2 separate regions of the Homo sapiens genome follow, and region 1 is linked to region 2. Evidence: read pairs that join two places in POLR2A ChIA-PET (ENCODE). Cell type or tissue: endothelial cell of umbilical vein. All regions are shown on one strand.

The links. Peaks named below come from ENCODE experiments on the same cell type or tissue, not always from the same donor. Only the 100,000 strongest peaks of a DNase experiment are listed, where the experiment ranks them.
Region 1: POLR2A ChIA-PET joins it to region 2 with 11 read pairs; 2 of 35 experiments call an interaction of 5 or more read pairs at or near these places.

What each region holds. Positions count from the first base shown.
Region 1 is chr5:98,453,913-98,456,412 of GRCh38, reverse strand. No RefSeq gene overlaps it. Among named protein-coding and RNA genes, the nearest start is that of LINC01846, 290 kb to the right of the region's middle. In endothelial cell of umbilical vein, a CTCF peak has its summit at 1,410 (motif pointing left); a DNase peak (open chromatin) is centred at 1,272; H3K27ac peaks cover 1,618 bases.
Region 2 is chr5:98,625,911-98,628,410 of GRCh38, reverse strand. No RefSeq gene overlaps it. Among named protein-coding and RNA genes, the nearest start is that of RGMB-AS1, 150 kb to the left of the region's middle. In endothelial cell of umbilical vein, no CTCF peak of the experiment used is centred here; no DNase peak of the experiment used is centred here.

The DNA of each region.
Region 1 (2,500 bases), 170 kb after region 2:
AGGCTGGCAGATCACCTGAAGTCAGGAGTTTGAGACCAGCTTGGCCAATATGGTGAAGCCGTCTCTACTAAAAACACAAAAATTAGCCGGACATGGTGGCAGGCACCTGTAATCCCAGCTACTCGGGAGGCTGAGGCAGGAGAATCACTTGAACCTGGGAGGCAGAGGTTGCAGTGAGCCGAGATTGCACCACTGCACTCCAGCCTGGGGGATACAGTGAGAAAATCCTCTCCTTGGAAAACCTGAGAATCTGCGCTTTGTTTTCTGGAGAATTATTTATATCACTGGCATATTAAATTACATATCTGAAGGAACCTGAAATTAATAAAATAGAAATTCATTCTTTTACTTTGAATGTAAAGCAAAAGGATCGGAGGGGGATGGTTTTCATTTGATGTAGTTAATAATATAAAGTTTGCACATCCAGACAGGAAAAATGTTACCAGGAGTTCTGAAGAAGCTCCTAGAACAACATCAAGTCTTAGTCATCAGTTCTAGCGATTTTTAAGGATTCCAATGCTTTGCATGTAAGTGTGTGGGGTTGGGGTTAAAAGGATTAGGAGAGATGTACACGTGCTGCAATGGGCTTCTCAGCCTGAAACTCTTGGGGAAACCAGGAAGTTTGCCAGCCCTTCACCTTATTTTCAGACAAGTTTTTCATTTGAAACCTGTGGATTCTATGCTTCATTTTTCTTGTGAAAGCATCTCTTACAAATTGTGGTGAAAATTGTTACTTTTTCCCTGTATGGAACTTTCATTCTTTGTGAGAAATTAGTTTACTGCAAATATAGAATGACTTTGCTGAAAGCATTTTGTTCAACTCAAGTACTAGAAGGTGATGCCCTTTACTGTTGTTTCAGTGAAAAGTCAAGGAGGGTTTAAGTAAATGTTTTCCTAATAAGTTGTATGGGGAATATATAACTCTACTCAGTGGAAAAATCTAAAAAGCAATTAGCAAAGGCACTGTTTGTTACTAACGACATTTTCCTGGAAGTCCGTTGTTACTATCAGCATGAAAGTTTTCCTACTACTTGTCCCCCTCTCTTTTGAGCTGGAAATCAGTTAACACCAAGTAGCTTCTGATTTCATTTTGCAAAGCTTTCTTTGTTAACATCTCCAGGTATTATATAAGGCTTTCCGTTGGCATAGAAATTTAATTAACTATCGTGAGTTTGCCTTCACTTTGACTATGATTATTTGATTTCAACTGCCTTTAGGGAGAAAAATACGGAAGTATATTACTCACCACTTCACATCTGTTGCAGTTTAAAAGACTCGGTTGCCAAGAATTGTATGAAGCATCACTTAGTAATGATTCAGGAAATGATTAGTCAATGCATCTTATGCTCAAAGTGAAGGGCACCCTCTGTTGTCCATCTTGCTATGATAGGGCCTTGATGTTTTCCAAGATACAGAATCAAGCTATAAATTTGAAATTTCTTCTTAGCTGAATATTGATAAATACATAGTGATAAATGACACACATAAGACAGTCTTTCAATATTCTAGTTAGAATGTTCAAGAATAGAGACAGGATCCCCCCAAAATAGACCCTGATATTGATAATGAAACAGCAGCAAACTGGCTTCATTTTCTTCTTCCACCAATTAACTAAGATTTCCATAGTCTTTTGATATCTCTGTGTATCAGTCTTCTCCTTTAGAAAATGAAGATGTTAATAACTGCACAATGTACAGTTGCAAAGATTTTATTTTTGCTGTGTGATTTAAATTTGAAGTGCAAATGAAGTTTCCAGCTTTTGTGTGTGTGTTTTGTAATTTTATGATGCAATTATTATTGCAACTACACTATGAAAAGGCCAGGGAACTGATGACTATCTTGTACACTTAAGTCTTTGGCTGAAAACTAATACTTCAAGAAGTTGCTTCTCTAAACTTTCTCCTTATATGACTCCCATTATTTTATTACCTCTTCTAAACATCTCTCACTTCTCTAAATGTTGTGATGGATATTTATTATTTATCCGTGCTTTGATTCTTGATTTCTCATAGTTAGACCTCTGCTATTTTTCTTAACAAATTGAATAACACTTGAATGTTTATTTTCATTTTATTTTCAATTCCTGTGCTGTTCCGTTTGTGTAACACAGCATGTCGAAGTCAAACTCGTCATCTTTATCCAAAACCTACCTTAGGTTTGATAGTTTTAGCAAGAAAGACCACACAATGGTAATCTGTTTTTTCTTTGGTGGGAATATAATATTTGGTTTGCTCATTGCAGTTCTGTTGGTCATCATTTCTAGATCTTTTCGATGGACAGAGTTAAGGTTTTCAGAGCTGATCTTTTTCAGTGGACAGAGCTAATGCAATTTGTATGCATGTGTGTGTGTGCGCATGTGTGTATATATAAAAATACACACACACATATATGCATATTTTATATTTAATAAGTTCATATTAAAGATAAAATACCTCGTAAACTCACACTGGTACTTCCTATACAAATTTTGGAGTACAAAGGTTTTACTTAATTTGTTTTA
Region 2 (2,500 bases):
TTCCCCATTGTACGTTCTTGGTGCCTTTGTTAATAATGAGTTGACTGTAAATATGTGGATTTACTTCTGGATTTTCTATTCTGTTTCATTGGTCAATGTGTTTGTGTTTATACCAATACCATGCTGTTTTGGTTACTATAGCTTTAGTAGGTTTTGAAGTCAGGCAGTGTGATGCCTCAAGCTTTGTTCTTTTTGCTCAAGATTGCATTGGCTATTTGGGGTCTTTTGTGGTTCCATGTGAATTTTAGGATTGTTTTTCTCTATTTCTATTAAGAATGTCTGTGATATTTTGATAGGAATTGCATTAAATCTGTAGATTGCTTTAGGTACTACACTCATTTTAACAATATTAATTCTTCCAATCTATGAGTATGGGATTTCTTTCTTTTTCTTTTTTTTTTGTTTTTTGAGACAGAGTCTCACTCTGTCACCTAGGCTGGAGTGCAGTGGCACAATCTCAGCTTACTGCAACCTCCGCCTCCTGGGTTCAAGCCATTCTCCTGCCTCAGCCTCCTAAGTAGCTGGGATTACAGGCACACACCACCATGCCTGGCTAATTTTTGTATTTTTAGTGGAGATGGGGTTTCAACATGTTGGCCAGGCTAGTCTTGAACTCCTAACCTCAAGTGATCCATACAGGCATGAGCCACCATGCCTAGCCTGAGCTTGGGATTTCTTTCCATTTTTTGTGTCCTCTTCAATTTTTCAACAGTACTTTGTAGTTGGTTTTTTTTTTGGGGGGGGGGTGGTAAATATCTTTCACCTACTTGGTTAAATTTATTCCTAGGTATTTTTTTTTCTGTAGATATTGTAAATGGCATTGCTTTCTTGATTTCTTTTTCAGCTAGTTCACTATTGGTGTATGGAAATGCTACTGATTTTTGTATGCTGATTTAGTATCCTGAAACTTCACTAAAATTATTTTTGAGTTCTAAAAGTTTTTGGTGGTTCTTTAGAGTTTCTATATATAAGATTATATCATCTGCGAAGAGGGACAATTTGGCTTTCTCTTTTTAAATTTCTTTCTCTTTTGTAATTGCTCTGGTTATGATTTTCAGTCCCATGATGAATACGAGTTGTGAAAGGGGCCATCCTTGTGACACTTCTTAGAGGAAATGCTTTCTGTTTTTCCCCACTCAGTATGTTAGCTACGGGTTCATCATATATGTCTTTTATTGTGTTTAGGTATGTTCCTTCTATACCTAATTTGTTGAGAGTATTTATCATGGAGGGATATTGAATTTTATCAATTGTTTTTCTTCTGTAGTTGTTGAGATTATCCTATGGCTTTTGTCCATTCTGTTGACATGATGTATTACATTTACTGATTTGTGTATGTTAAGTGATCCTTGTATTTCTGTGATAAATCCCACTTGATCACAGTGTATTATTTTGTTTTATTTATTCATTTATTGAGACAAGTTTTCACCCTGTTGCCCAGGCTGGAGTGTGGTGACATGATCATGGCTTACTGCAGCCTCAACCTCCGGGGCTCAAGTGATTCTCCCACCTTAGCCTCCTGAGTAGCTGAAACTACAGGCATGTGCCAACATGCCCAGCTAGCTTTTAATTTTTTTGTAGAGACAAGGTGATATGGTTGGCTGTGTCCCCACCAAATCTCATGTTGAATTCCCATGTGTTGTGGGAGTGACCTCGTGGGAGGTAATTCAATCATGAGGCAGGTCTTTCCCGTGCTGTTCTTGTGATAGGGAATAAGTTTCACTAGATCTGATAGTTATAAAAAGGGGAGTTTCCCTTCACAAGTGTGCCTCTCTCTTTGCCCGCTGCCATCACAATCATCCACCATGACTGTGAGGCTTCCCCAGCCACGTGGAACTGTAAATCCAATTAAATTTCTTTCTTTTGTAAATTGCCAGTCTTGGGTATGTCTTATCAGCAGCATGAAAACAGACTAATACACAAGGTCTGTTTATGTTGCCCAGGCTAGTCTTGGACTCCTGGGCTCAAGAGATCTTCCTGCCTCTGCCACCAGAAGTACTGGGATTACATGAGTGAGCAACTGTGTCCAGCCTTCTGTTTTCTTTTGTATTTATTTATAATTTTATCTTATTAATCCTTTTTTAATTTTTATTTTTGCTTTCCTTGGGTTTACTTTATTGCTTCTCTTGTAGCTTTTTGAATTCAAAGCTTAGTCATTTATTTTTATTCTCTCTTATTATGTCACATATGCACTTAAGGTTGCATATTTTCTTCTGAATTGTTCTTTGGCCATATTTTAATATGGGCTTTTAATATACAGCATTCTTATTTGTGCTCATTTCTAATGTGATGATAATTGCAGTTTTGGTTTACATCTTCATCTCAGTTTCCTTTAAAGCAGTGCCTAATACAAGAGCATGGTTGTGGGTCATTTATTTAGAATGGTGACCCTAGGTATCAAGTGTGAGGAAGACGAGGATGAACAGGGAAGAAAGAATGCCAAGAGTATAATATATTATCAATAAGGGCAACAGGTGCTAAATTTTGTGCAGTCTTTTGA